Linked DNA regions of Homo sapiens: region 1 is linked to region 2. The links are chromatin loops, found by intact Hi-C in ENCODE. Cell type or tissue: mammary epithelial cell. All regions are shown on one strand. Each heading gives the region's core, and the rest is flanking DNA. Links, peaks and the distances in the headings are about the cores only.

The links. Hi-C counts contacts between places; a loop is a spot of excess contacts. Peaks named below come from ENCODE experiments on the same cell type or tissue, not always from the same donor. Only the 100,000 strongest peaks of a DNase experiment are listed, where the experiment ranks them.
Region 1: a loop joins it to region 2, with 14 times the contacts of the local background. A loop is called at or near these places in 15 of 110 quality-filtered maps.

The regions. Positions count from the first base shown.
Region 1 is chr12:18,133,510-18,150,305 of GRCh38, reverse strand. No RefSeq gene overlaps it. Among named protein-coding and RNA genes, the nearest start is that of RERGL, 52 kb to the right of the region's middle. In mammary epithelial cell, for the core only: a CTCF peak has its summit at 10,124 (motif pointing left); a DNase peak (open chromatin) is centred at 8,465.
Region 2 is chr12:18,313,224-18,330,019 of GRCh38, reverse strand. It overlaps PIK3C2G (phosphatidylinositol-4-phosphate 3-kinase catalytic subunit type 2 gamma), which reads right to left. Exons shown (of 33, transcript NM_001288772.2): 6 at 15,956-16,058; 7 at 8,988-9,058; 8 at 4,922-4,985. Among named protein-coding and RNA genes, the nearest start is that of PIK3C2G, 60 kb to the right of the region's middle. RefSeq lists a silencer at 9,691-9,985. In mammary epithelial cell, for the core only: a CTCF peak has its summit at 9,797; a DNase peak (open chromatin) is centred at 9,789; H3K27ac peaks cover 368 bases.

The DNA.
Region 1 (16,796 bases), core at 7,854-12,853, 180 kb after region 2:
ATACAGAAAAATAAAAAAAGTAAAATAAAAAATTCTCTCAAATATATAGACAAATAATCAAGAGAGAAATGTTTACGCATAAGTATATAAACATCACAGTTTTATGCACTCATATATGAGAATGAACTTATCCACACTGAACAATCAGGGCTACACTGATTGCAATAGTCATACTGCATACTCCTAGACACATTTCACACAAGGAACTAATAAAATATCCCTTTATCACTCTTCTATTTATTTCTGCCGTTTAGTGCTAGAGCAAGTCCAGCAAGAAAGGAGAGAGCACTTAAAATTCCCTGCTACTTGAAATTTTCTTAATTTTTCCCCTTTCTATATGTACTATGTGTACATTTTTTCTTTTCTGTTTGTAATGTAACTTATTTGTATCATAACTCTTTTTTTCTTTATTTTACCAAAGGTTTAAAATCAGGTTTTAATTTTTTTTTAATTTTCTTGTTGTTCTTTTAAATTAATTTATACTATTTGCTTTAAATATTTTTCTTTCATTTTTAAGTTTAGATTTACTCTTGTTCTTTTTCCAAGCTTCTTGTGTTGACTACTTAATAATTTTTCAGGGTGTCTTGTTTTATTAATAAACACATTTGCAATTTTACAATTTTCACCAAAAATTATTTAGCTGCATTCCACGTCTATTGCAATGCAATGCTTCTATTGTCTTCACTTTTGAAGATTTTGGGTAAACATTATCTTTTTTTTTTGAGACAGGATCTTGCTCTTTCACCTGGGCTGGAGTGCAGTGGTGTGATTACTGCTCACTGCAGCCTGTAACTCCCAGGCTAAAGCAGTCCTCCCAACTCAGCCTCCTGAGTAGCTGGGACAACAGGTGCATGCCACCATACCTGGCTCATTTTTGTATTTTTTGTTGAGACAGAGTCTCACTGTTACCTAGGCTGGTCTGGAACCCCTGGGTTCAAGTAATCCTCCTGCCTTCGGCTCCTAAATTGCTGGCATTACAGTCATGAGCCACCACACCAGACTCATTTTTTTTTAAGCTATGAGAGCAGGCAAAGAGCCAGACTAAAGAACCATGCATGGGCTTTCGACTGCCTCTGCTCAGAAGGATCACACATCTCTCATGCTCACATTTCATTGATTAGAATTAATCACAGAGGAGTGACTCACTGCAGAGGGGAGAAGTACAAACTTCAATGTCCAGAAAGACAGGATCACCAGCTACCTGTGAGCACCAGTGAGCCCACTACAATGTTTGAATTATGCTTTTTATTGTTATGTGCTGTGTCTATTCACTTCTCTGATTTTTATATTAAATTTAAATTTGCCCTCATTTTAAAGTTAATATGTCAGTTTTCTAAATTGATCTATGTTATATGTTATTACATAGACTCTTTTAAAAATTATTTTTCTGGATTTTTTGCTGAATATTTTTATTTTTCAGTTTTTTCAGTGAGATGTAGATTTACCATATGTCTTGATTAGGTAGATTTATCATTTGTCTTGATTCAGATTAGGTCTGAAGTTTTATTTTAATTTTCTTAAATAAATTGATAAATACCACTTGTTTATATTTGTTGTGTGTGTATGCACACAAACACACACATACTTATGTTGTGTTTTTTATTTCCCAGTTCTATTTTTTAAATTCCTCACTTTCTTTTGTTTTATAAATTTGTTTGGACAGAATATGTATTCTTACTCTCTTTCTCATGCTTCTGTTGTTTTAGAAGTGATAGAGTATTTGTCTATTACAATACTTAGCTTTAAGTGTGGAACATACATATATAACTAAGTTCTTTAACACAACTTAAAATCTTGCAACATTATTCTCTCCCATCTTTAAAAGACAAGAAACGTCAGCCCTTTAACTCTGAACCATTCCCCTCCCAGTAGTACTAATTACAATCTTAGTTTTATCATTTATATTTTTTAGTTTCCAATTAGCTATGCTATGATTCATAAATCAATAACTAATTCAATTTGCCATTTTACATCATAATATTCATATGACTACTCCTATCTATCTTGGCTGTTTTCTTCTTGTATAAGTATATATATATATACATATATATATATATATATATTTTTTTTTTTTTTTTTTTTTTTTGAGACGGAGTCTTGCTCTGTCACCCAGGCTAGAGTGCAGTGGCATGATCTCGGCTCACTGCAACCTCCGCCTCCTGGGTTCAAGCGATTCTCCTGCATCAGCTTCCTGAGTAGGTGGGACTACAAGTGCGTGCCATCATGCCTTGCTGATTTTCTGTATTTTTAGTAGAGATGAGGCTTCACTGTGTTAGCCAGGATGGTCTCGATTTCCCGACCTCGTGATCTGCCCGCCTTGGCCTCCCAAAGTGCAGGGATTAAAGGCATGAAGCACCGTGCCCGGCCAAGCATATATTTTAATAAGCCTTTCAGTGTGAATTTGGGGACTATGAATTTTCTCATTTTTTAATACCTGAAAATATCTTTATCAGTCTTCTTGAATGTTAGTGTGGCCAAAAATAGAAATTTCAGTGGAAAGTTATTTTTCTTTGGCACATTAAGAACATCATACTTTTGTCTTCCAGTATTTTTTATTGCTGATAAGTATATTGAAAGTCTAATTGTCTCTAATTTCTTTTCAGCGATCTGACTTTCTTCTCTATCTACATTTATAATTGATTATCTTTAATTTCTGATGAATGTAAGTTTTCTGTCAAGACTCAAGTATTTCACTGAGCTTTTGTTTCTTTAAATGATTTCCTACCATTCGGCCACGCTTCTTGGATTCCTGTTAGAGTTGAAGACTCTCAATTTATTCTTTATGTCTCTTAGCTGCTCCTTTATATTTTAAAAATTTACTTGTCTCTCATTACTGCACACCAAGAAAATTCCTCATTGTCTTCTATTAATTATTTGATTTTGTTCACATCTCTTCTATTGAATGTTTTTCTTCTAGAGATAATGTGTTGATTTTTTAGATATTCTCTCTATTCACTTTTTATATCATTTTTAATTGCCCTTTTTCACTTTTGGAGTTGATTCTTTAATGATTCTTTTATTTAGCTTTCTACAGACTGAACATACTTGCTCCTGTTTTTATCTTTTAAAACACTTTGGTTGTTTTCATTTTATCTGGTGTGAAAGCAGCTTTCAAGTGTTAGTGTTTTGGATCATTATTCTCATTGTTAGATTTGATTATTTATTTTGGAATTTTTAATTTCAGGCTCAGTGGAGTAGGACTTTTCACTTTCTGTAAACTGTGCATATCTTTTAGCTTTTTGGTTGACTGCACTCAATTGTTTAGGAATTCTAGTGCAGAATGAAATCTTAGATTAGCAATTCTGATTTCCTGTCCAACAGTGATACTAGAAAACTTTGCATCTTCATATAATTTTCAGTAGCAGCAGAACATGGCAATTTTATCTGGCTTCATTTCATAAGAAATAATTTAAGGAATTGCATGGCTTGAAATAATGAGCTCAGTTCCCACCCTTGTCTTGCACTTCTTTTGTTTTTTGACTACCTGATATCTTTATAATTTTTAACTTTTTATAATTTATCCATTACTGTTACATGTATGGTAGTGTCTTGGAGTATAATATACAGTTAACTTGACTGAAAGTGCATGCTGCCTAATGTTTCATTGTTGTTTGAAGATATAGTGGAGTCATAATTTACATGGATGTTAGGTCCTAAAAAACAGCATGCGTTTTCATGAGTTACATGCAATTACAATTCAATGCCATTCTACGTATTGTGTAATATTGGAAGGGACTTCCTTATTTATCTTTGTATCACCAGTGCATAGCTGGTGTTGAGCCAATGAAGCAATAATTTTTTTTTTATTTGCAACGTTCTCTTTTGTTTCTCCTAATATAGGCAGAAGTTGACATTCTTTTACTTGAAAAGTAAATATTTCATTTTTTAAACCTGTGGGAATAAATTTTCTCTTTCCTAAAGATAGTGATAGTTTCTCATAACATGGAGACTATGAATTATTGTTTTAGATAGGCGATAATTTTGAGTAAAAAGTATTGTAAGTGCTAAATATTTTTCTATGCAAAATATAGCATGTGACAATGGAGAAAGTTAATTAACTATTTTTGAGATTTTCCAGGGGAGACTCTTGAACTAAGTTTAGAAAGACGCGTTTATAACTTCCAGGCAGAGAGAACAAAATTTGCCAAGGCAGGAAGTTATGAAATAGCATTACAAATTTGAGCAATGTACTTCTGACTTTGATAAGTCAGATGTAGAAGTTTTCAAAGGGTATCCATGAACAATAAAGTTGAAGAGAAAGTCTGAGATAAATTCATGGAGACCTTTGTGTGCTGTGAAAAAGTGCTTGACATTTATCCAGTAGGCAATTGCAAGGCTTTAAAAAGAGGACTCTTAATGAAATTTACGGGATAGAAAGCTACTTGATGGCAATGTGGAAAATGGATTGGAAAAGAGCTGGGCTGTAGTAGTTCAGGAGCTGAGACATATGGAAAGGTACTAGTGAGAATCAAGAGAAGATCACGTTTTTTTCTTTTCACGTATCAAAACAAATGAAATTACATATTTTATGAGCTATCAGGAATTTATGGTGAAGAAAAAAGATATTTCCTTTACAATTCTGTCAAGCCTGACTATTCTTTGTTTTCCTTAATGGGCCTCAACACCAAAAGATCCGTGATAAGAAAACATGACCTGGGTACCAGCAGCAATGACAATATCAATAATAAATATGACCATTTCTTTAGCAATTAATGTTTCCCAAGGATTTTAGTAAGTGCTTTACATATATAGCTCTGCCATTTACTACCTAGATGACCTCACCTGTAAAATTGGGACATGAGTAGCATTTACCTCACAGGCTATAGTGGCACTTAAACTGGTTTACAAAAGTAAAATGAAAAGAGTACACCATACATGGTATGCATTATACAAGTGTTTAGTGCTACTATGGTTATAATGTTCTGATTTGTTCATATGGGACTGTCTGTTCTCCCTCTACCTCCCCTCGAAGCTCATTAGTTCAATCAATTTGAGATTGCAAATGAAATAATGAATCACATTTTTGTATAAACTTTAAAATGTATAATAACAAGTAGAAACTTCTAATCACACTCCTATCCAGAAACCTGAATACATAAATTTAGTTCTTTTGAAGTTTATATTACAAAATAAGCTTGATTGGTTAGTTCAGTTAGTTAGATCATGGCGGTAATAAAGATTTTATAACAAAATAAAACCAAAATATTGAAACAAAAGAGGACAATGTAATAAGCACTCATATATTAATATCTTTCACTCAGCAGTGTCTAATAATTATGTCATTTCTTTAAATATTGTTTGAGGAGAGGTTAAACACCCCAGAATTGAAGCCTTCCTTGACTAAACCCAGTCCTATAGTTTGCTATTCTGAGATGTAATCACTCTCATGAATCCAGTGCTTACTAACCTGATAAATGCTTTCAAATTTTTACAATATATTTCTGTTTCCTTTGCATAGATGTTCTGTAAATATGTGTAATATTGCAAGCTAAAAATTTTATATAAATATTATTAGACTATTTAACTTTATGTAATTTGTTTCTGTGATCCAATATTGAAGTGAAGGTTTAATACGGGACTCTAATTTAGCCACCTCCACTACCTCTGCCCCACGACTCTGTACCTCTTTCATTCTTTACTGTTTCTCTACATTGTGTGTCATTAAGAAAAAAAAGATAGATTATTCTTTTTTTCATATAGTCTATATTCCCTTACTATAACATAGATTGTAAGAATAGTCTGTACTTCTTTTCATTCTTTTTTGTTTCTCTACATTGTGTATCATTTAAAAATAAACAGATCAATTATTTTATTCATATAGTGTATATTCCCTTACTATAACAGATTATAAGAATCCAGAAATTGTGTATGTTTTGTTAATTGTCCTCAGCACTTAGAATACCTAGCACACAATAGCACATCAATAAATACTTGTTAAATGTTTGCATAAAATTCTTTTGCAGCTGTAAAATATTTTAGTAAGTTTTAGCATTTTTTTGTTCTATTTGTGAGAATTTTGGTGTTTTTTTCTTGCTTTCTCACTTTTATTATCAACAAGGAAGGGATAAATATGTTTATACATGTCTTGTGAACATGTGCAAGACATAAGAAAATGAAGATTTTTCCCCCTTAATATGAAACTGTAAGAAATACAGTTTGAAAGGGCTGGAAAGGGCAAAAGTGGATGAACATTCTGTCACTGCATGGCAGAAGAGCAAAAGAGAGCAAACCCACTTCCTCACATTTTTAAATAAGATCCTTAATTCCGTCTATGATTACACTTTCCTCATGATTTAACTACCTCCTAAAGGCCTCACTTATTTGCCATTACATTGGCAATCAAATTTCAACATATGAATTTTAGCGGACACATTCAGATCATAGCAATAGGTCATTATACAATTTTTACATATCACCTGAATATTCATCTAGATTTTAATTGTTAATATGACATTATTGCCTTTTAAGCTCTAATATGTTTAGAAATTTGATTTAACATAGTGAATAAATATTCCCATGCATAAACTATTACAGATAATTCTGAATTTTTAATTCATAGAAATAAAATTTTTTACTTAAAAAGTCTGAATATATTTAGAGTTGCTTTATTGAGAATATTCCCAACATGCTCAGAAAATTATATTGATTTACTTTTCTATACCACAAAATTCTATGAAGAAACAATTTGGTGCAAACAAAGTAGAAATATGGTGATAACAAACATTAACGAGACAAGGGTTTGCTTTGAATGAGGCCACTGATAACCTTATGGAATTTTCCATCTAGGGCCAAGGCTTGATTGCTAGAAAAGGCATGAATTTAATCATGGATGAAGCAATAATAGAATTATCAGTTATCTCATTAAAATATTTCTGAATACACAGCAATTTAATTTTTAATATCAAGTGCATTGAATAGTTCTTACTATTTTACTTGACCTCTTTAGCATTATTACGTAGTTCATCACTCTTAATTTTTGACAGCTCTTTTTTCTCTGACTCCTTTCTTTTAGAAATATATAGCTAAAATAGAAATATTTGAAAAGAGGAAAACCTGAAGATCAGTAATCTAAATTAACAGCAAAATATAATCAAAGAAAACAAAAGAAGAAAAATAATAAAGGTAAGAGAATAAATTAGTGGAAGTAAGTGAATAAATTGAGAAAATTATTAATGAATTAAATTAATGAAATAGACAACACAAACTAGTAAACATTAAATAAGGCAAAGTTTGGTTCAAAAAAAGGCACTAAAACTTAATAAGCCTCCAGATCACTAGATCTGGAAAAAGAGAGAAAAGAAAACATTTTTAAATTAACATCAAGAGCATAAAAGGAGACATCACCAAATATTATTCATTTATAAAGAGAATTGTATGAACAAGTATAGGTTAATAAATTCGGAAATTTAGATAAAATATGCACATTTATTTAAATATAGAACTTAACCAAAACAGAAATAAAAAGAGTTGGGAAAATCTTGATTTAAAAACTGTTACAGAATGAAACCATAATGTGAGATCTTCAAATTCAAAAATTTCAAGACATTTCCAGTGAATTGCACTGAATATTTAAGGAAAAAAATGTATCAAACTTAAAGACTTTCATAGAGTAGAAAAAGAGGGACAGCTTTTAAACTCATTAATGAGAGCAGCAAAACCTTGGTACAATATCCTGACAATGACTTTTCAAGAAGTAAACATCATAGGCTCCTTTTCTTTAAAACAGAAATGCAAATATTTTACACAAAATATTTTTAAAAACTCTCATCATACTATGTTTAAAAGCATAATATATAAATGAGAAAGTTGGGTTTATATTGGGCAATCAAATTTTTTTTTGTTTTAACTAGGAGTGGAGAGAAACTTTCTTTATAAAATGTTTATGTGAAAACCTATTGCCAGTCTCATATCTAATGTTGACACATTGATAGTTTTGTCTGTAACATATTGAATAAATGAAGACTACATGATTTTCATTCATCATTGTACTGAGTGTCCTGGCCAGTAAAATAAGACAAAAAAGTAAATAAAAAATACAGAGTTGTAAGTATTAAACAAAATAATATATTCAATAATAAAAACAATATACCTTTGTATGTAGACTCTAAAGGTGATAATTATAATTGAAAGACAGTATATCAAAGTTTATGGATACCAGACAATATAAAAGTTTGCTGTATTTTCATACTTTAGCATTGAATAATTGGAAAATGCAATTTATTAGAGATAATCTTGCAATATTGAAAGATACAACTCTGCATACCTAATCAGTTAAAGATTCATTTAAAAATACTCTGAGCAACAAAGGCTGATTAAATTTCAATCTACAAACAAAATTCAATTCAAGGTGTGTTCATAATGCCCTTTATTAAAAACACTAAATGGATCAACGTGATCCTAGTAAATGTGTCAGTTGAGGAAAATAGCTCAAAGCAAAATGACTAAGAGTTTGGCTCACCCAAGAAAGCCTGATGACTTTAGACAGAGCCTTGTCATGAAAATAATTGTGGGTGTTTCTCTTGGCACATTTCCAACACTTAGACAAATAAAATGGACAAAAGTTCAATAATGTTTGAGAGGATTATACTGCCAAGCACAACCAGCCCGAATTAAGAGTGTCTCTTCAAGATGTATAATGGCCTAAGTTTCCTACGTGTCTGCTCACAAGAGGCATTGCTCTTCAGATGTAGCTGAGGAGAAAAAAACAAAACAAAACAAAAAACCCACAATATCCAGAGAATAAAATCAAAAGAATAAGGACTGGGAGGCAACTCCCAGGAAACAAGCCTAAGAGTCTAAGGAACACTCCTTATCATCAAGAAAAGCTCTCTTGCAAAATTGCCAGCAGGAATTCACAGTCACTATGGATCTGTGTCCCTTGCTTGTTTTTGACAGAAGGGTTGGTTGGGATTATTATTAGAACTATACTTCTGAAATTGTTATGTCATCGTATGCACTTAAGTTTGGTAATTTAAACATAGAAACAGTTTCACATGGTCTGTTCTCATTTTACTTCTTTGGAATTTATGGTGGTATATTAGTCTGAGTTAAATGCAGAAAGCAGATGCACTTTATGTATTCCAAGAAGTATTGGCTGTAACACAGGAAATTAGAGGTTTGTGCATCCATTGAACTGGACTGGGGAGTAAAGGTCAGAAAAATTGCTGCTAGAGGCTATAAAAATTACATTGCAGGCCATGTTTTCAGCTGCCTACAACCCTCAAATGTGAAATTTGCAGAACCCCCATACAAAATGTTATTACCTTGAACAATCTTGGGAAAACCTGCAGATCCCAGGTGCCCGTAAGCACTGAGATGCATGATTTACAGAAATTGTTTTGGATATTGCTGCAAACCTCCCATTTGCTACTTAGCCATATCCCTTGTTTGCAACTGTCATCAGAAAAAAAGCCTTCCGTCTTTTCTTCTCAGATCTCAACTGAGATCCTCCCATTGTCAGATTTTGACCTAGGACCATCTTGGAAAGGGATTCTTCTGTGATTCAGAGGTGAAGGTAAGGAGTGAAGTCGGATGCGGAGTTGATGCAGGCAAGTCAATAGACAAAAGAACACATCCGATGTAATGAGGAGACATATTTAATTATTTTGGAATGTTTTGCTAGTTGGAATTCTTAGCTGTTGACAATTATAAATATCGTCCTGAAACAAGTAATTTATTTAATATAAACAGAAACCATCAATGTAATAATCTCTTTTGATGTGAAAATATTTTGTTATTTTGATATATACTCAACCACTCTACAATTTGTTATCAAGGACAACCAAAGGAAGTCCAAAAAAGAGGCAAATACACAATGAGAAAAAATTTTGTGTGTGAATGTAACAGACAAGCCACCATAATTTGGGTAGCAAATTTTAAGAGTGAAACCTTAATGCTTGCCAAATCTCTGGTTGATTGACTTAGTCATAGTGCTGTTTTAAAACAGCTCATAGATTTTAAAAAATATAAATAGGAAAATCACTATTTAACATGATTGCAACAGTTGCTTTTGAAATCCTTTGTTTGTTTTCAGAATAGTAAAAACTTTAGGTTTTGCTTTGGAAAAACTGAAGGTTTTTAACATTTGAGTTAAAGATTTGTATGTATAGAGTAATGTCACCATCTTGTGGTCTTTTAAGATATTGCTGCTAAGAATATTGAGTTAGTATCCATGAATAACATGAAGGCACTATCTTTTAGTACTTTTCTCTCAGTAAGATCAAATATATATAAAACCAATGAATCAACATTTTTTAACGCTTATATAATGAACAACTGCTTTAGAACTTATTTAATTATGATATTCTGTTTTTGAAAATATCTATTAAATGGAAGGCTTTTATTTAGTAAGTTGAATTCCACTTACAAATCTTATTTGCTTGTTCATTTATTTATGATTATTGTCTGCCTCTCCCATAAAAATGTAAGTTACATGAAAAGAGGAATTTTTATCTTGTTCACAGCTGAATTCTAGAGAAAAGAACAGTGCCGGGCACATAGCTGACCTAACAAATACTTAATGAATCAGTGAATATAGATGTGAATGAATGGATTCTATCTGTTATAAATATTTTAAGACAAATTAGTTCCAGAATTTTCTTGGTTTTGTAACAAACCACACAAATTAAAACACAGTTTTGTTTAAACCAATCAAATGGGTAAGCTCCGAGAGATACTGGTGTTTGGTTTTGTGTTTTATCAAAGATATTGTAAGGGGACCTAGCTGGATGTTATATGATCAGCTTGATTTTGTTCTAATTCGCTACATTAGTGCATATGTAGGTTTGTAAGTTAATTAATTTGGCTCACTATGGCTGATGCAATGTGGTGGAAAAGGGGTAGCCTTTGAAGTCAGTCAAGCTAACGTTCACTTCTAGCTCTGCCAGAAATGTGTTTTGGGGAAATGAAAGTTTCTCAGCATTTATTTCCTTTTCTGATACTGGAGAAAATAATAACCTCCCTCGTAGCATGTATATAACTAGAAATATTAACTTTTACCATTTTGAATGTTTAATTATTCTAAACCACATTTTGCCTCCACAAGTGGATCAGTTACCAAACATTTAAAGGTGAATCTATTTCATGTTAGGCATAATCAGGGAAAGAACAAACATGTAAGACATAGTATTCCTTTTCAAAAGCTAATAGTCAATGGCTGTTGAATCAAAAATCTTATGAAAAGCAAATTACTATTCCTTTGATTTGAAGCTCCAGTTCTCCAGTTAAGTCCGAGCCCTGACATTGATTAAAATGAATTTGTACTAATATGATAATTATGGAAATCTTGTAATATATTTTGTTTCAGGTGGATTCACCACAGTTAGCTTCAATTCTGTCTTCCATCACATTCAGCATAGAGGGAGGGAGGAGAGGGAAAGTAATGGGGTAATAATCTTCATTTGTAGATTCTTTCTAGCTTCTGGGGTCTGGCAGATAGTTAAAGAGAACTCTTTCCGGGCCTTCAGGAGGGATATCTGCTGGGTCCCTCTCCCCTGAAATTGCCTGATGTGGCTGATGATTTGTGACCCATTCCTCAGCCCCTAGGTATCAAGAGTCACAGCTCCAGCTTCCTTCTGCTCCCCAGTATGCAAGACTGTCATCCCTGGGAAACATTTATGTAACACGTCTGAAAACTCCTAGGGTGCAGAACTATCCCATGGCAATGGTATTCCTTGGATCTGCCACTGAAACATTCCTTGTTCTCTAGATTTTCCAGGTAGGAGTCATACACCCAATTCAAAGGTGAAGCAAAAGCCCTCACCAAAGAAAACTTCTTTGTGAAATTGCTTTGATTATTTTATTTTCTCAGAATAGGTGAGGGGGTTCACCTATAGGTGAACAGACTGGTCTTCGAACCAAGTGTCATAGCTATTCTTTGGAAAATTATATTTTGGTCTGGCAATTTGTGTCATAATTTCATATCTATTGCAACTTGTGCTTTAGTGCAAAGTCATATTTGAACACTCAGTAAAAAGAATACTATATAAAATCATATTTCAACATTTTCTGATCTGCTATAACAAACTAAGCTTTGGGAAACTTTAATGCCCCAGTAAACAAACCAGCCATGTCAATGTTACGTCACTCTACAAGATCCAAATAAAATTGTGTTTAAGGGATACAATTAATATTTACTTTCATTCTTTAGTAATATTTATCAATATCACTGTATCTGCAACTGAAGTTTGATTTTTACTTAAATGATTTCATACACCATATTAAATATATCTTATATGCAAAAAAATCACGTCACTGTTCATTTGAAAGAACAGATGTATTATACAAGATTATCAGAGGTCAAGTAGAGAAAACATATCTGATGTTTTTGAGACTGTCCGCTGCATAAGTGGACACTTAGTGGTAAATCAAGTAGCAGGGATGAGAAAATTTTGTGTGAAATGTAGTGTTATAAATTAAATTACAGAATAAAAATAAAAGGGCTTAATCAGAGACATTTATAAGTACAATGAGTCATTAAACTGCCAAGTGTCTGAAAGAGCCAAGACTGCAAAGACATCTTTTGTTCTTTTTATAGAATTCTCCAAGGATAGATTTCATTGAAGAGATTTTAGAAGAAAACAAATCAATAGACTTTTAAAATTCCAAAGTAATTCTTTGGCTGAATTAATATGGCTGTCTTTTTAAGAATTTAAGGCAAAAGATAAGGTGACTTAATTAAATGACCCCAAGTTTTCAAAATAATAAATATGAACAAACACTGAAACCATCTTTATTGTCATCATAGGGCCATCTTTTTTTTTCTCTTGTGGCTTTTTCATATTGATCCAAATATAATTTAAGGCAGCTGCACTAAATTTAGGCTGCACTAAATTTTTTTATGTGTATATTTTTTCTGATAATTAGGCCCATAAATGAGGTTAAAAGGAAATTAGGTAATAGAAAATTTTAGACTGGAGTAAGTCCTATTAGGTAAGGTCTACTTATTTTAACAAAACCAAATTAACCCTCTCGTAGTCCCTGTTAGTGTAAAAGGCCCTAAAGTAAAAACATGATATTTATGGAGTGTTACTATGAAAATCAACATGAAAAAATAAAAAATTAGCATATTCAGTTGTACAACAACTAAGTTTGATTAGTCAGGGGGCAGCTGTCTGAGCTCTTGCAAATGAAAGTATTTTATGGTTGAACACTAACATTTACAAATGGGTCGTTCAAGTCATCTTTCATATTTAAGAGAGGATCTGTTATTTCTTAGCATAGGAAAATCCCAATACTTGTTTAAGAAGTAAAAAAATTAGTTCTCTCAGGACAACTACTCTTAAAATCAAGCTACCCTTTCAAAGAACAAAATTATAATCTGTTAATGGTAGCAAAGACCTCACATAATACAGTTATGACTGTTTAATGGTCAGGTTTAAAACTAGTGCTGGACAATTATAACACAAATGTGTTCAATTACTTGTTACAGAATATGGTTATGCAGCCTATATTCTGACCTTACAGAAGTAGGGAAAGCATAGAGTTTCTTGCCTTAATTAAGATAAAATGGAGGTTGGAGAGTCCACATGAGATCACGCTTCATGTCTGTGAGCTACAACAATATGTACCTTTCCAATAGAAAAATGTAATGGCTAGAGGAATGTAGATGAGGTCACTAGCTATAGTCCCCAGTATATTTTACTTGCCATAAATTGTAAAATCTTCTGTGGGTGAGTTTAAAATGTGTGACAATAGTTTCCTGCGATCATGCGCAGTCTATAACCTTTATCCTAGAAACCCAGCCTTCTTTCATAGCTGTCTCACTTTCTGGAATCACTGCTTTCTTTCCTTTGTTTCAAAGAAGAAATTGTAAGTTTTTACAGGTAGCTACAATTCTTATAGGAACCTTCCTCGATCACAAGCTTTATGTCATCACTGCTTCATTACTTTAACTGACCCGTAGTTTCCCCCCATCTGATTTTCAACTCCACTCCAAATAATACATGTATATTGTTTTCAGATTAAGTTCTGTTACCAGGCTACTACTGTTGCAAAAATCCTGCCTAACAGTCACAGAATCTCATTGAAATAAAACAGTAAGGAATTATCATTAATGTCTGCAGACTTACATCTAGTAGGTAGCTGTTTCTCAGGCTGTATGTCTGCTTGGAATTGGGTCCTCACTGCTACTAATGTGTTAATTCTGTGGTCCAATCTAAAGGGGCACAACTATTTTCTCATTACAAAGTCAGAGATGCAAGAGAGCAAAATCCAATGTACAAGCTCATTTCACGTCTTTTCTTTGGCCAAAGCAAATCTTATGACTAACTTTAACATCAATGGGCAGCAAATATTTCCTGAATAATCCGGATGATCAGAGATTTCTTGTTCTAATTACTATTGATATATACAAAATTCCTCGAAAAATTAGTGATTAAAAAACTATTTGTTTTGTGCACGATTTTATAGGTCACACATTTGGAAAAGCCTTGCCTGCAGTGTTCATGTTTTTGGTATCTGAGTCGCTGTAGTCAGATGGTAGCTGAGGCTGCAGTATTTTAGAGCCCACTATGCTAGATACATATCCAAGATGACTCATTTGTATGACTGGCCATTAATCTTGGCTGTTGGCTAAAAATTTGGGCAGTTAACTGAGGAGCTTCCTTTCCAGCGTAGAAGCCACGGGATAGTGAGACTTCTTACATGGCAGAGTCCAAGCAGAGTGAGAGGGAATTGTAGCGAGAGTGGAAAAGTTCGGAACAAAAAGTGCCTCTATCGCCTTGTGATTGGATATTGGAGTTCTCCAGGCTTAACGGGTATTTAAAGCTGTCTTTTTTGTGTATGGAGATATTTTCAGATTTTTGGAGGTTCTCTAGTGTCAGAAACATTCTTATAGTTTTAAAGGGCAATGCATAGCCTCTGGAATGCTCTTTTCCTATCTTACTTCCAGTGATTCTCTTCTGTAGGCTGAGGACACTTTCTCTGGAAGAAAAACCTCCTAAATGACCTCTAGACAACCTCCCATAAAGTCCAAATAAGGTCTACAGGAAACAATACCTCTGACATGCAGATGTTGGACAACACAGCTGGATTCCATTGTAACTACGTTTAATCACTCTGTTGACTCCAGAGAAAACTTTCCTCTAATTCTCAGGCATGAGTTAAATACAAATATTTAATGTATTCTCCAAACGTCAAGCTTCTGGTCCCGTTGTCTCAGGATTTTGTTCTCTAATTTCCAAGTCCTCTGGCACCTGTGAATTCCAACCTGTTGTCTCCTCAGACCAATAAGACCACTCATCTCTGTTTGTGCCACTAGAATGGAACAAACTGGAAGGTCGCCTCAAGGACAAATGTGGATCAATGTGGAGCCTATTGTATGTTTCTTTTGTTTCAAGCATTACAGTCACTCTCTTTCCTGACTCCATTTCCTAATTGCTCCCCAGTGTCATCAAGTAGTTATGTGCCCCCCTCTGCTTCTGTAATTGTTATTAAATTGAAAATCAGTTAGATTCAAACTACTCCATCATACACAAAAGTAAAAGCTAAACACTTATATCCTGTTATCTGTCCTTTGGTATTACCTAGGTAACAACTCAAGACTCTATTTTTTTTGGCAACTACAGTATACTTAGTGTTTAAGTTGGCACTAACATTTGCTTATCTCTAGGATATCCTCATTTTTCTCTTTCAAAATTATTGCTTTTGTTTGTTAACAATGTTATATTTTCATTATATTTTATTTGGCACTATAGTTTCTTCAATGGAGAGAGTTGTTTGGATAATTCTTAGTCTGCTGGATACTGGAAATGAAATGCTAAGTCCACTTTTCCATACTCATTCCAGAATTGTGATGCTAAAAATTAAATACAAGCATGTTATCCTCTGTTTGAACTTTATCATAACCTTCCCATTTCCTAAATTCTAAACTCCTCAAATGGCATACGCTGCCACACTTGAAAAGAATTGGATCCTTCCGGCCTTCTCAAATTCATTTTGACCGACTCTCTTTTCTTCTTTTTCAACAGCACAAAATTGCTTTTAGCCTAGACATCCCAAGCTACTTCATAGCCCAATGCCTTACTTTTGTTGCCTCATTTTCCAGGAGAACTTTACAGTTTTCACCGTCTGCTTCAGTTGATAAAGCTACTCCTTTCAAGTACTAATTCTAGGAAGCGTTTCTTGACACCTTTCCAATACACACACACACACACACACACACACACACACACACACATCTCTATCATCATATTCAGTACAATTATAGATCCTGTGCCATGGTGCCATGGAGTTTCTGGTCTCTTTTATAGCATATGTTCCTTCTTCAACTAGATTTTATACACCTTAAAATTCTAAGATGTTTCTTTTATAGTCTGCTACATATTAGAAGATTCTGTGCTTATAGTGGGGCATCATTCAGTGCTTTTTGGATTTACTTACAACTGTATTATACATAAACCAAAATACTATTTGCCTTTAAATATCAGAATTGAAGCAATATTGTCTGATAATAATTCAGTCATTGGTCTTATCTTTTAAAATTCTCTTGCTTATACTGACAAATAAACCACTCATATCTATGTATATTAAACATGAAAATTATTATTTTTTAATGGAATAGATGTATTAGTCAGTTCTCACACTGCTAATGAAGACATACCCAAGACTGTGTAATTTATAAAGAAAAAGAGTTTAATGGACTCACAGTTCCACATGGCTGGAGAGGCCTCAATCATGGTTGAAGGCAAAGGAGAAGAAAGGCACATCTTACATGATAGCAGGCAAGAGAGCTTGTGCAGGGGAACGCCCATTTATAAAACCATCAGATCTCATGAGACTTATTCACTAGAAGAATA
Region 2 (16,796 bases), core at 7,357-12,356:
GGAAATATCCGCAAAAGTTTGAACAGGTAAGTTATGAAAGAGGGCAATTGAATAGTACATTTTTAAAAAAGGTAAAGACAAATTTATGAGTTTAGTATGAATTTGTGAGTCAGAAAAATTAAAGTTAATACAAAGATAGCATTACATATACCTAATGTTGGCAAACACTTATAATTTGGACTGTACTATAAGTTGGTGGGAAAATGCAGCAATAGGAACTCTCATATATTGTGAATGGGTAAAAGGTAAAACATCATTAGAAAAGTGTTTGGTGTTGCCTTGTAAATCTATGTCCCTAGCTATGTGCTCTAGAAAACCTCGTGATATTATTTCAAATATACACCAACAAGTGGGATAGATAAATTGAAGTCCAGTCTTTTAATGGAATTATTACACAACAATGAAAATGAACTAATAACAACCACATGGAAAAAGGTGGATAAATCTCACAAATAATACTGAGTGAAAGATACAGGGCTCAAAAAGTGCATATAGTTTGATTCCATTCATGGAGACCTTAGAAAGAAAATCAACACCTTATATTGCTAGTAGATGCAAACTTTGGTGATGAAATGATAAAGAAAGTCTACAAAATCCTTTTCATCAAATAGGACCTTTTACATAGAGGAGAGGAGACATGAAGTGGCAAACAGGTGTGTGATACCAAAAATATTTTGTTCCTTAATTTATTAATAAGAGTGGGTTTTCTATTATTATTCTTTAATTGTGTGTTCTTCATGTATTATATAATTTAGTACATAAATCACTAGTAGAATGTCAGATCATGTTATTCCTTCGCACAAAACCCTCTAGTTTTCTCCATCTCATTAGCAACACAGATTATGTTGGCTAGTGATTATCTTCTATTTTGATAATCTACTTTTAATTTTTTTATACTTCTTCAAGTCTGAGAGTGTTCTATACATGATAGCTTTGACTTTTAGTACAATCTGCCCTTTATTTCTTTTAAGGTCAGTTTCAATTCTGCAGTTGTGCTTCATTTTCCTGTGCTGTATAATAATAAATAATTATTGCCTTTATTTCCTTGACTTCTTTTGCAACCTTGCAACTGCTCCTTGTTACCTCTTAATTTTATCCAATTTTCTTACACTTTTTTTGCTCATTTCCCACCTTTACTTATGTTCTATTCTGAATGCAAATCAATTTTGTGAAAATTTTCTTCTGGATTCTATACAATCCTCAACTTGAATAATAGTGATAGAAACGGTAGCAGTAAAGTAACACGGGTACTCACCTTTTCTTAAAAATGTTTTATCTTCCATCACTATATTATACTAAGCCCATTATATCCATTGTTTCATTAATTATTTAAAACATCATTATATTATATTTATTATCCTCACTCTAGTGATGAATCATATAAATCTGAGGAAGGTCGAATACAAAACTTCCATAGTGGTGGAGGGTTGACTTATACATTTATCTGACTTTGGAATCTCTGCTCCTAAATTTTGTTTTAGACTACCATTAGGCTTAAGTTATGTTTGAAATTGGAACTTCTGAAAGTCTAACAATAGATTTGCTTGTAACCAAGAGAGCTTCAGTTTAAAAGAAGCTAAATATAAAATCCCTATGTGTCCTCTTTCTTTCTACTCATATATGGAATTTTCTTTCTCTCTCTAGATGAATACAGTTAGATTTTGGTCTTGAGCAAGTGTTAAATAAGATTATTTTGCCCTCCTCACTGAATTACTTAAACCTGAACACTAGAGATGTCATATTCTCCTGGTTATCTACTTGGTATAGCCTCTGAGTCATGGGCTAGATGGTAGAAGGACTTAGGGGTTCTCAGTTATTTTCTGACCAGATCGATGTTTCATGAAGCTAAACCACATTTTGAAGCATGAATTGATTTTTCCTCAACCCTGGTTCATCTAATTTACAATAAATTCAACAATTACTAGATTCTAGTGTAAATTTGTCATTCATGGTAGGGACTTCCTACCATGATCCTCACTGGCATTTTAATAAAGAATTTTGGAGACAACATATTAGAGACTACTAGGAAGAAGTGATTTTAAATCAGAAGTTGATTCTTTCTCCAAGGCTACGATTTAGTTTTATACTGCTTTGCTCTGTATAGACACCATTGTGTATATTATTTATGTGGATATGCTGTCTCTCCAACTAGATCATCGACAACTTCAGAGTATGGTTTGAACTCCCATTTCTCTTGGTTTCAGTGAGTAAACAGTTTCATAATTTGCATGAAGTAAGCATTCAGTGATACCTTGGGGGGGAGGATTCTCTTTTTTCCATTCTTAATATTTCTGAAATTCCTATTGAATTCATATTATTCAATTTCTATAAAATTAAGAATACAGAATGAATTCAAAAATATTCTCTATAGTTCAGGGTTTTAATGGAATAGAAGAGAGGAAAAAATGTCCAGTGAAAAAGCTCTTTGTAAATTAGATACAAAACTAGCCATTTGACATAATAGCCAGAATGCCTGGCCTAAAATTGTTATCATCTAAAATATGTTGAAATAATAATTGTCAAGAAAGAAAATATTTGGTACTTTAAAATATTCATATTATTCAATAATATTCATGTCTGACTTATTCAGCTGCATGCTTGTTGTTTTTTCAAATCATGTGTAATAATCCAAGTTTGGGAAATATGAAAAAAACATTATTTTTCCAATTGACACTGTTTTGGACATGATGAAATGCTACTTAATGTACTTGTCAAATGAATAGAAAGCGCAAAATTGTGAACTGATAATATCATAGTCTGTCCTCATTTCTAAGATATTTACTATTGATGTTTCATAGGCAAAAATCTCATTAAAGAACTCATTGTTTTGGATTGAGTTCATCTGGAAAATCACATACACTGTGACCTATTTATAAAATAATTTAGCTGCGAGTGATGATTGCTGTTTGCCAGTGATAATGGAAAGACAGCATTTCTTTGGTATTTTGCCAACTTTTAAGTCATATTAGAAAAATTTACAATAGTCAATCATTTCTTTCAAACTAGAAATATAGGAGGCTTCATACATAAGTAATAAGATCAAACTTCTGAATTTGGAAATTAAGAACTGTTATAAATTATTAATAATTTGTGTGTGAAAAAAGATGTCTATGATATGTGAGCAGTGCTGAGACATTTAGATAACTAAAATTCATTCATAAGTAGGTTACCATAACCTCAAAAGTATTTCTACACATAGTAAAGAGACAAAAATACTCTAGGAATTAAGTCTTAATATATCCTGGTAACCTGGTAAGTTTCACATTCTACATGAGAAAGAATGACTCTCACAAGGCTGATTAGAGGTACTAACCAAAACACTTTTATGAGACTTAAAACAAGCTAATTGTGGATTCTTTTCACATTCCACATTTTAAACTTCCAGACTCAGACCAGGCTGGAGCAGAAAAAATAGAATTAGGGTGAGAGGATTACACTTTAGGGAGAAACCTAAGTCTTGTATTTGTAGTCTCCATGTCTTTACATATTTATGTGGAAGTCACATATGATTTCAGTATCTACATCAATAAGTAGAATTTATTATTTTCAGATATATTTAGTGTTTATTGATATTACAAATAGTTATTATCTGAGTTATGTACCCTTTTATTTATATCAGGAATCAATTATTTAACAGAAAGAAAGAAGTCACTTGTTTAAAAAATGTTCCCTGACTCACAATATTCTGTAATAATATGATGTGTTATCTGTGGAAGGCTAAACCTTCCCTGGAAGAAGAAGCTGTAAGAAATAATCTGCCTAATGGAGATCACAACTTCAGTGCCCAATAGGTGACCAAATTTCAGTGGCCTTATAATGAACCCATCATTCCCTCTGCCATGCTACCTTCTCTCTTCACTATTATAGTGAATTGATGTCTCCACAGAGTCAGTCAGCAGTCCAGAATTTTGAGTTATTCTAGGCACATAATTTCACCAAATCATGTAAATTGCACATTTTCACTTCTTATGAATCTGTCCCCTCATATCATCCCTATAGTAGAGTGTTTGTCCATGCCCTCATCATCTCTTTGGGCTAATGAAATGTCCTTCTAATCATCCATCAGTCATTCTACTACTCTGCCTAATGGCTCCATGTCATCAGCTGACAAAGTAGAACATCATAAAACTGGCCATAAAAGGTCCATAAGATCCTACATAATTTGGCCCCTGTCTGCTTCTTTCATCTGATTTTTTTTCCAGCCTCTAACTTTGAACACTAACTGCAGCCATTTCAAATGTCATAGTTTCCTAATCACAGCAGTCTGGTTCCTGACTCTTTTCTCTCTCTCTCTCTTTTTTTTTTTTTTTTTTGAGACTGAGTCTTGCTCTGTCACCAGGCTGGAGTACAGTGGCCCGATCTCGGCTCACTGCAACCTCCACCTCCCGGGTTCAAGCTATTCTCCTGCCTCAGCCTCCCAAGTAGCTGGGATTACAGGCACCCACTACCACGCCCAGCTAATTTTTGTATTTTTTAGTAGAGACGGGGTTTCACCATGTTGGCCAGGATGGTCTCGATCTCTTGACCTCGTGATCTGCACACCTCGGACTCCCAAAGTGCCTCTGTTCATGTTGTTCTTTGCCGAAAGTTATCTCTACTCCCCACCTTCCTTCACAATGCCCGTCTCTGGCTGGGAGACACATACAGTCAACATTTGTCAACATTCAGCTCAAATGGATAAAACTGACCATTCTTTCTTATGCATCTTGTGTACATACAGTCTTTCCTCAGCAGCTGTAGCACTTTACTGCATATGCCTTTCTAGTTGTCTATTTTTCCAGGTTGAAATGAAAGCCTTTCAAGTGTAGATCCTCTGTTTTATTCATTTTTGTCATCTTCAAAATTTGCAAAGTTTTAGAAAAATAGTAGATGCGTTAAAAACGCTTACTGAATTGATGGATAAAGTAACAAAAGTCAATACCTGGGTTTTCAATAGGTATTTCAGGTGGAAGTCATATTTTCTGATGAGTGTTAAGAGACATTGTCTGGAAAATAAAAAATAGAAACTTTGTTTAAAATTGGGTGGGAAAACTTATATTACCTTTAGCACAAACATTTATCACAAATTGTTTTGCCCATGATACTATCGTAGGCATGGTATAAAAAGGATTATTGTTGACATAATTTTAAAAACATCTCAGAAGGGTGCCTTATAAAGTTTGTATAACTTGATAGACTACAAACATATCTGAAAGTCTTAGAACTCCAAAGAATTCATGATAAATTAACCAAACCTCTCAAAGGCTGATCATTATATAAAACTACTCTTAATTCAAACCGTAAGTTGCAAAGGGATTCATAAGCAGATAATGGCATATATTAACATCAAGAAATATTAAGTATGGCATATCTTGTAGAGAATTGCATTTGGAATTAATGGCTTATATTTATAATAGATGGGGTTGTCTCTGACACCAAACCTCTGCATTTTTCTTTCCTAAGCTTCTCTTACTGCTCCAGCTTTATCTATGCTTAGGGAGAAGACATGCAATTTGAGCAGAAATTCTTCTGAGCTTCGCTGTTCAAAAATTATTTTCCCAAACATTATTGACTTTACCTTCTTATTTGTCTTGAAAACTCCTGACTTAAATTGAATCATAAGTCACACAACTCAGAAACGCAACATTAAAACAAACACCATTATTTTTACAGTAGCTGCATTCTCATTTTTCTACATTATCACTTTAGTTGGAGTCCCTCTGTCAGTTCAAAGACAAAATGCATAGAATATGTAAAAGTCAGTGAAAGGGGAGGAAAATAATAACTAAAGATTTGGGCAATGGCAGTGGTTTTTTTTTTTTGAGACGGAGTGTCGCTGTCGCCCAGGCTGGAGTGCAGTGGCGCGATCTCCGCTCACTGCAGGCTCCGCCCCCCGGGGTTCACGTCATTCTCCTGCCTCAGCATCCGGAGTAGCTGGGACTACAGGCGCCCGCCACCACGCCCGGCTAATGTTTTGTATTTTTAGTAGAGACGGGGTTTCACCGTGTTAGCCAGGATGGTCTCGATCTCCTGACCTCATGATCCGCCCACCTCGGCGTCCCAAAGTGCTGGGATTACAGGCGTGAGCCACCGCGCCCGGCCAATGGCAGTGTCTTTATATAAAACCTGAAACTATTAGTACCACCAAGAATGCACCCACTTCAGCACTTTGTTTTTGGATATTGTATCTATTTTATAGAAAAAACCACTGGGAAGTAGTGAAGGTGAGTGATTTGCTCAACTTCTAAGAGGAAGTTGAGTCATAAAAGAGAAGGGCTGAAATCAAAGCCCTTGCCATCCAGTGCTTGATTTTTTTGATGATCCAATACGGTGTTCTGAGGAGGGCAGGCAGGGAAGCATTGTATCCCCAAAAGTAAAGTTCTACAGTGGCCTTTATGAGGCTGAGAATGTCTCTGTGATCCAATACGGTGTTCTGAGGAGGGCAGGCAGGGAAGCATTGTATCCCCAAAAGTAAAGTTCTACAGTGGCCTTTATGAAGCTGAGAATGTCTCTGTGTTAGATACCCTTTGAGAAAAATAAGGGGTGAAGGGTCAGAACATAATGGAAGTGGAATAAGCACTGATTCAGAGTTAGATACTTGGTTTTAGTCATGGCTATGGGATTAAATATTTGTGTGATGGTTGCCAAGTGTTTGAACTTCTGTTTTTAGTTTCCTTACCACAGACAAAATAGCACTGGGAGATGGCATCACCCCAGACTGTAATCCACTGCCCTGGGATTGGAGGGAGGGATGGAGGAGTAAAGTCTGAAGCTAGGCTGTCCCAGACATGTTTCCTCTACCCTTGCTACAGCAGAACTTTTGCTTTGCCCTGAATTAACCCTCTGGACCCCTGCAACTGCACACTGGCCATCAAATATCTGCTAGGGGGCAGGCAATGGCAGGGGTAAGACAAGAACAGAATGAAAGCCTCCTTCTCTCACTCTCTTCTCACAGCCTTGGCTTGCCTCTCTGTGCCCCAGGTAGCAGTGACTTAAAAGGTGCAACAACCCTCCACCAACCCAGCAAAGTCCTTTGTGTCCCAAGGATATCCTGCTTTTTGAAAAACTTCCCATATTTGAGGTGTATGTGTGTTTCTCTCCCTTTCTCTCTGTTCCCCCCACCCCTGGGTAGATTTATTTTGGAGAAAGGAAACTACAGACCTTGTTTGTATGTTATACAACAGAAATCTATAGTGGAATCATGTAATTACCTATAAAACGAAAATTTGTATTAGATTATGTCTAAAATCCTTTCTAGTCCTAGCCATTCTATGATTTTATGGAGTGAAGATGGATGTTTTTAGGGGGAAGGGTGGCAGAGAAGGGCAATGGAAAAACACAATAGTTAATGAAAGAAAATGTCCTTTGTAAATTTCAGGCAGACCTGATTTTAGTCCTGCCACTGATGACTAGAATGGCCTTAGGTGAATTATTTAGCCTCTCAGAACTTCAGTTTCTTTAGTTTTGAAACAGGATAATATATACTATCACAGAGTTTTAGAAAGAATTAGATGAGATAATATATGTAAATATATAATAACTTCACAAAATCATTACCCAACATAGTCACTAAAAACAATTTTAGCTCACATTTTTATTTATTTTTAAACTTAATTTTATTTTATTATTATTTTTAAATTAATTATTATTTTTTTTTTTGAGATGAGGTCTCACTCTGTTACCCAAGCTGGAGTACAGTGGCGTGATCTCAGCTTACTGCAACCTCCACATCCTGGGTTCAAGTGATTCTCCTGCCTCAGCCTCCCAAGTAGCTGAGACTACAGGCACATGCCACCATGCCCGGCTAATTTTTGTATTTTTAATAGAGATGGGTTTCACTGTGTTGGCCAGGCTGGTCTTGAACTCCTGACCTTGTGATCCGCCCGCCTAGGCCTCCTAAAGTGCTGGGATTACAAGCGTGAGCCACCGCACTTGGCCAATTTTATTTTATTTTAAGTTCTGGGAAACGTGTGCAGGATGTGCAGGTTTGTTACATAGGTAAACGTGCGCAATGGTGGTTTGCTGCACCTATCAACCCATCACCTAGGTATTGAGCCCTGCATGCATTAGCTATTTATCCTGATGCTCTCCCTCCCCAACTCTGATGGGCCCCAGTGTGTGTTGTTCCCCTCCCTGTGTCCATGTGTTCTCATTGTTCAGCTCCCACTTATAAGTGAGAATGTGTGGTATTTTGTTTTCTGTTTCTATGTTAGTTTGTTGAGGATAATGGCTTCTAGCTCCATCTCTGTCCCGCAAGAGACATGATCTCATTCCTTTATATGGCTGCATGGTGTATATGTGCCATTTCTTTATCCAGTCAATCACTGATGGGCATATGGGTTGATCCCATGTCTTTGCTATCGTAAATTTAGCTGATATGTTATATCAGCCTTTACTTTAGAGATTTATGACCTGTACCTCCCACACTACATTTTCTACTGGTTCAGCTCACAACAACCTTAACTGCAGATACACCCAAACTCCCAGTTTAGCTACGCAATAAGTCTGTTCTTCCAAATAATACATGCATACATTTAGATATAAGAATGAAGTAGGATATGTTCATTTGTTGTCAATCAAGTTTTCCAATTTGAATTTACACTCCTGTATTTATGATATACCATTTATTTTCAGGGAGTTTCAGAAACAAGTAGGAGATGGTTACCTTCGAAGTATTAAAATTGTTTTACAAAGAGCTTAAGTGACATATGCAAACCCAAAATCACAAAATGAATCGGGAAAACAAGTCCTTGAAAATGTAATAACCAGCAGCAGAGATTTTTTTAAATGAATGTTAGAATGTTCTGGAAAGTGTTAGCAGCTCTTCAAATATGTCTGAATAACTTTGAAGAATGGATAATTATTAACAGAATTTGCCTGTTAAAAGTACAATAGCTTCCACAGTCCCAGTGAATGGACAGTTTTTACAATCAACTGAAAAATACTGAGATTTGACATTTGAGAACTCAATCAGAAAGTAGTCTTGGAACAAATATAAAATATCTTACCTGGATACTTTCCAAATATGCATAAATTCTAGAAGTTGATTCAGATAAAACTGACTGTGGTCCTCTTCATGCTGTAGACAGCAGAATATATTAATATTTATTGAGTGAATAGGAATGAGTACCAGATAAAAATAGGTCCGTAACTTCCTGCTGTCATTTTATTCACCTATTTTGATAAACCTCATTCATCGCTTTTATATTCTGTCTGAAAGACCTTAAAAGGCTCTCCTTAACTATATAAGCCTTTTCAAAAGTAAAACAGAAAGCTTGGCTTTTGTTGAGAATAAACCTGAAAGATAGTTGAAAAACATCGTGGCATCAGCAAGGTCAAACATTAAATTCTTCTACTAAGTATGAAGGCAGATTTTTTGCCACCAGTTCTCCCACATACATGCACATTTTGTTTTCACATTTAGGCCATGAGTGCCATGGCAGTGTAAAGCCTGACATTTTGCCAGATGGGCGGGCAGACACATAATCAACTCCTTCATTTTTCAGCTTCACCACATCTTGCCGCCAAAATGTCAGTGTAAGAGAGTTTTCCATTCCATGAGCACTAAATTATGCTAATTAATGACAATTACTGGTAGGTATAAATGTTAGGAGTTGGCATTTTGTTTTCTTCCTACATAAGCATGAACTACTTATCTTAAAATATCATGCCTATGGCCCATATGTGTGTGCTCACACACACACGCACACACACACGCATACCTTAACTTCTTGACCAGCTCTCCTGCAACAGGGCATTCATGAAAACCCTTTGCAAGTATGCAGAGAATGCAGTATGTCTCAACATAATTGCACTATTTCACCACACGGTGGCATTAAGGTTGAGATCTGAGTGGGTCCCTTAATGCCTAGGGTGTATGTAATCTTGTGTGTCAGTACACACACAATCTATTTTTAAAACTGACTATTAGAAATTCGGACAGAAAACATCAGAAGGAAAACCTTCATATGGCCCAATGTCAAAGGTAAATTAATTTTTATATTGGTTTGTTTTGTGAAGAGGAAGAAGGAAGCTAAGTTAGGTGGAAAGAATAAGGTCACTGTTATAAAACAATATTTTGACTACATGCTGTGAAAAAGAAACACTATGTAGAATGACTGAGAAACGAAGATGTGAGTCTTACTTTCTAGAAATTTACATATAGAGTCACTGGGACAGCTAAAATAAAAAGTGTGATGGTGACAAGACAATTTTTTTCTGCGACAGAGAAAGCTAAACTGTAGTCATGAAAAGTACAGTAAAAGAAGAGGGAAAATAGGAAAGTGAAAAACAGTAAAAATAAGTAAGATTTGAACTGTAATATTTGGCACTTGTCTTCTTTCAGAAGTTAAAACCAAAGCAAGAATATAAAGAATATACTTAGTTACATCTTTCTATGAAGCATAATCATATTCATTTAAAAACCAATTTATTTGGTTTCCAGAAATATTTTCGGTATTAGTCATAGTACCTTTTGCTAGAAAAATTTTTTAATTTAAATACCTTCATAGGCTGGAGGAAAAATAACTTTGTAAGATACATGTATTGGAAACTTTTTTTGTCACAATTATTAACAGATCTTGAAAAAAAACAAAAGCTGGAGGAAAATTCCTGTAATTGTCCATGAAAGATAGTGTGCACTTAACTTTTCCTTAAAGCTGAGGCCATACCTTGGCCTTAAGGAAAAAGGAAAAAGTTAAAATTTTTTTTTCTCATACAAAAATCTATTGCTGTAAATGTTCGTGAATGTTCCCCTGAGCTATAAGAAAATCTTGATTTTATGATTCTACAACGTTGGCATACTTTTGACCAAATTTGAGATAGACAAAAAGGGAAACCAATTTAAAAATATTAAGTTATTCATAGCTAATCAAGGTAGCAGCTTTAAAATTTTGAAACCTTGGATGATTTCTAAAGATCATCAACCTGCTTTTTATTATTTATTTATTTTTTTTTGAGACAGAGTCTTGCTCTGTCGCTCAGGCTGGAGTGCCATGGTGTGATCTCGGCTCACTACAACCTCCACCTCCCGGGTTCAAGCGATTCTTGTGCCTCAGCATCCTGAGTAGCTGGGATTATAGGTACACAACACCAGGTTTGGCTATTTTTGTATAGATGGGGTTTCACTATGTTGGCCAGGCTGGTCTCAAACTTCTGACCTCAGGTGATCTGCCCACCTCGGCCTCCCAAAGTGCTGGGATTAGAGGCCTAAGCCACTGCTCCTGGCCTGCTTTTTTTTTTTTTTAGAACAACTTTCTTGTTCTCTTGAAATGAGGATTAAATTATACTATTTCAGTATAATATTATCAAGTTTAAAATAAAAATATTATCTAAGATGAATTGAGCTTTGCACAATTAGAAAGCTCTAAAGTATCTACTGCGAGGTAATGGTATCAATAAATTTAATATAATGATGATAGTCATATTCCTAGTATTATGTGAAAAAAATACTATCAAGACAATTTTACAGTTTTATTAGAAAGATTATAATTGTTCATAAATGTTTTACTTACAGCTGAAATCCTGAAAATCACAGAGAATTTTGACACCATTATAAAAAATAAAACTGAGAGAACATTTGCTATCTTCTTATGATGTATATATAAAATTAAATATACAAATCAAGGGTTACTTATGTAAAATAGGGCAATTCAGATAATGAAGATGAGACACAAGTTGATAAACTGTTTCAGTTATATTAAGTTAATCAATAAATCATATACATCTTAGAAAGAAAATTTTATAAAGCTTACCTCAAAACCAAACCAGTTTACTTTTACTTTCTTGTTACATATAGAAATTTCAATTAAGACTAAAATTTATCCTGCTCTATGAGTATGAAAGCTTACAAGAAAAATTGTGATATATTAAAATTGTTGATATATCAACAAAAGTCATGATACTGCAGTGTATATACTGTTTTGACATAACACACAAATGTCCATCTCTCTCAATATTTCCAACACAGTGAGTAAATTTCTAAATGTTTTAATGCAAATTAATGTTAATAATGTTTTAGAATTTTTAATTGTAAAGGGCCAAAATAGCACACAGTGAAACATCCAATTTTATGACGTCAATAGCTACTGCTTAGGTAGTCATACTAAGTGCAGGCACTGACTTAAGCTCTTCATTTATATTTCTCAGTTGAGTTCTCATAATAACCACATTAAGTAAGAACTGTTATTATTCACATTTTTTGATGAAGAAATTAAACAGAGATTTAACAATTTGCCTAAAAGTGAACATTTGAAATACAGCAATATGAAACCAGAATTTTTGCTTTTTTATAGAAGGCCAAATGAACAAATTTAATATTCCTCGTTTCTAACGATCAGAGCTAGGCCTATGTGCTCCAGGATTTAGACAGAAAAACAAGCACTATCACTAGCCCCTCTTACCCATCTGCATTAGGTGGTTCTCTCAACTTTTAGAGCTGGCCATATTTTCTTTCAGAGTACATATCTCCATAGGACTTCATTATATATATTTGTTTATTGTCTGTCTCTCAACTAGGATGTGAACTCTACATTTTAGAAAAGGCAAGTACTATGAACGGCATGTAACAAGTTTTATTTGTTAAATTAATCAATTGTTACTAGATTGTATATACTGTATAAAGTACTTATCCCAGTTCCTGGAAGTAAATCCTTAAAGTTTTAATAAAATGTAATATCTTCCCCTTTGAAATGTAATGCGAAAAAAAAAATCCTGAAACTATCAAGACTTGGACCAGGCACAGTGGCTCATGCCTGTAATCCCAGCACTTTGTGGGGCTGAGGCAGGTGGATCACGAGGTCAGGAGTTTGAGACCAGCCTAACCAACATGGTGAAACCCGTCTCTACTAAAAATACAAAAATTAGCCAGGCATGGTGGCACGTGCCTGCAATCCCAGCTACTCAGGAGGCTGAGGCAGGAGAATCACTTGAACCCGGGAGGCGGAGGTTGCAGTGAGCCAAGATCACGCCACTGCACTCCAGCCTGGGCAACAGAGCGAGACTCCGTCTCAAAAAAAAAAAAAAAAAAAAGAATCAAGACTTAGAGAGATGGGGATACGGAATGCCTTTTTCATATTCTGCATGGAAGTTACCCCTGCTTTTTAATTGGAAATCAGTGTCAGTTGCATCCCCTGAATCCCTGAGGGCTGAGATCTTATTGCTATTGCTCACTACTCTACGCATTAGTGTAGGGCCTAATACACAGCAGTTACATAGCAAATACTTATTGCATAAATGGAGGATATACAAATATACAAATACATTTGCCATCAGGTGTATTATCCATTATTTTATTATTATTATTATTATTTTGAGACAGAGTCTCGCTCTGTCACCCAGGCTGGAGTGCAGTAGCGCGATCTCAGCTCACTGCAACCGCTGCCTCTCGGGTTCAAGTATTATCCATTTTAAACAACAGCATCAATATTAGCAAAAGTTGTGGATGAGAAAAGGCATTTATACTCTTTGCCTATGAGTTGCTGAATTATCCAAGAATTGGTGATATTTACTGTAGGATGGATAAGCTTGTAAGTTGAACCATGAAGCATCAAAAAGAACTATGTAACTTAATTCCCACTGTGATTCAAATGGCATATTAAAAAACTGGCATTTCTGATGAGAACTACACATTATACACCCAGAGATAACAATATGCTTGTCCCTGGACATGACAACAACGGTGATGACAGCAATATGATTATCTCACCTTTTTTTCTCAACATTGAGGGTAATTTGAAGAATCTTAAGTTTAATATTGACGGAGTCAGCTACACTATGTAACTGCGCTTGCTGACATTACCATATAGTGTGATCTGTAGCCACATAGTTTTGCTCTGATCTCATCACCCTTATTTACTAGCTGTGCAACTTTGGATGATTTAAATAATCTCTTAACTTTTCAGTTCTTTTATTTTTATAGGATAGAAAAATAGTTGTATTTATTACTTCTTTGCTCTTGGGTTACTGTCAATTAATTCATTTAAAGGACTAAGAACATCACTTGGCACCTAATATATACCATCATAATATAATATATAACCATATATAATATGGTTAGTTATTAATCACCGATCATGCCCCAGACTTTGAGCTACATGGATATTGCTGTGGAAAAAAATTACACACACACACACACACACACACACACACGTGGATGCATGAAGCTAGAATTTTTGACCAATTACCTTGAAACACACATCCAAAACCTTTGAGAATATACTGCAAATTCTGAGTATATTTCCCATTTAAGTTGGTAGGAATGCATGGGCTCTGAAGACCCACTGACTGTGCTCAAATCTGTACTTCTCTGCTCGTCAGTTTCATGATTTTAATCTTGGGAAAGTCTTGATACCTCCCTGTGATTCCGTTTCCTTATTTTTAATAGTGTTTACCTTATAGAATTATTGAAAAGATTAAATGTGATAGAAATGTTAAAGTCTCAGACATGTATGTATGCCCTATATCAGAATAATAGAGTTACAAGAGTTTTTAAACAGACCTTAATTTACATGAGTCTGAAATGTTAGTGATTTGTTAATTACTACCGATAAGTTATTATTTTAGCAGCATCCAAATTAGAATCATACATTTTATCTTCTTCCCCCATGCTCCAATGAACTATGATGATTTCAGCTTTTTTTTTCTCAACATTGAGGGCAATTTGAAGAATCTTAAGTTTAATATTGACAGGGTCAGTTGCACTTTATAACATTTTTTTTCCTGGAGATTTCAGATGTATAGCCTTGGAGCTGTCAACAGCAGCTAAGTTGAGCACAAGATCCAAAAGATATTTCTAAACAACTGTCTTTTGGCCTCATTATGTTATGTTCCACATTGATATGTTGCAACCTAATGTACTACCTGAAATTTTCTTATGATGAAACACTTCATACTAGAAAAAAAAGAAAACATCCACTGGAAATCTGTTACTTAATATAAATGACAGGGTGAGAGGATTTTTGCTTAAAGCAAGTAATTTGAAGATTCTACAGATAAAAACTGCCATAATACCAAAGTTCACTGCATACTGTGCAGTTTGAATTGGAAGTAACTCACAACATGACACAGGGAATAAAATTCGCATCTAACAGCATGAAACTGTATCGTCAAAGCACAGTCATCCTTTTCTAGGTAGCTTTATTATATATATTATGAAAGTTTATCTGTCCTAATTTAAGCTGTGTTGACATAAACAGTCTTCACAGAAAACAAGTTATTTTTTTGCCTTCAGTGATTCCCCTTTACATTTTCTATTTCATTTACTTCTAAGAAGATATGTGAAAAGTATAAATACGATAACCTTAATAAGTGTCTCACAGATGATTTTTGAAAGAAACCAACAGATTTGTTATACTCAGTGTATTAGTCAGCCTGGGCTGCTATAACAAAATACCAGAGACCGGGTGGCTTAAACAACATACATTTATTTCTCTTCGTTCTATAGGCTGCAAAGTTTATAATCAGGGTCAGAGCCCTTTTCCTGTGTGCAGACAGCTTCCTTCTTGCTGTGTCCTAACCTAGTGAGAGGAAAGAGAAAGAGAGAGTGATAGAAAGAGAGGGAGAGGGAGGGAGAAAGAAGAAGACAGAGAGAACGCTCTAAACACTTTTTATAAGGGCACTTACCACCTCATCATAAGGGCTCTGCTTTTATGACCTCATCTAAACCTAAATACCTCCCAAAGACCTCACTTCCTAATACTATCACCCAGGGCCTCAACTTATGAATTTTGGGGGGACACAGACATTCAGTCCATAACACTAAGATTGCAGTAATGTGTTCATGTTATTGCATCAGTTCAAATCATTAACAGGTATTTATATTTAGATAAGATATTTCATCATGTTTCAATGAATATATTTAAATAAACATGTATTAATTAAGCTATATAATTCCAAGTTGGCAATAGTTCAAAAATTAGAAATATTGTCCTTAAAACTGTCAGTTTGCCAATTGAAACCAATGCTAAGAAAGTCTTACCTTTCGAGATAGCTTTCCTGGAGCTTCCCTACTTTTCTGCAGGTGGAGCTGAATAACAGATTTATCTTTTTGAAACATTTTGTGGCTCCCCAAACAGTGGTCGCTGAAGGAGGAAAAAATGAACACAATCATATCCTCCCATAATATTCCCAAATACATGTTTTCCTCTCTGACTTCATTTTCTTTTATTTTTGGAACTTAGTTTGGTAAAAACTGAGTGTGTGCGTGTGTGTGCGTGTGTGTGTGTGTGTGTGTGTGTGAATATATATGCATTACATATTTTTGTGTATAAATGAATAATATGACAGGAAATATAGATATATAGATATAAATGATGAAATGTGAAATTTTTATGTGCATTAATAAGTTAGAAAATGATTAAATGATTAGACACCTTTAGAATTATCACAATAAATTTTAACAAATAAGACTTTGCATATTCTAAGTTAGTTTTACCCAGCCATCTCAGGGTTCAAAGCTGATGACAGCATGCTTCTGGGTGGTCTAACTGATGCCATTATGTCTGTGTGGAGACCTTGTCTCAAGAAAGCATTGGGATGTGGTGAAAATGTCACGAGCTTTAGAGACAGATTTACTAGCTCGATGACCTTAGGAAGGCCAATTAAACTAAAACTATCTGAAACCCAATATTTTCTCTTTTAGAGTTGGAATAGTAATGTCTACATCAAAGGGTTAGCAAGCAGAATAAACAAAAGAATTATACCTATTTCAGAAATTTCTACTGGCACTGTTATATTTCTTTGTCTTCCTTCCTTTCTCTTTCTTTTTTTGCCTATAAATATTTATCAAGCACAAATTAACTGAAGAGCACAATGAATTA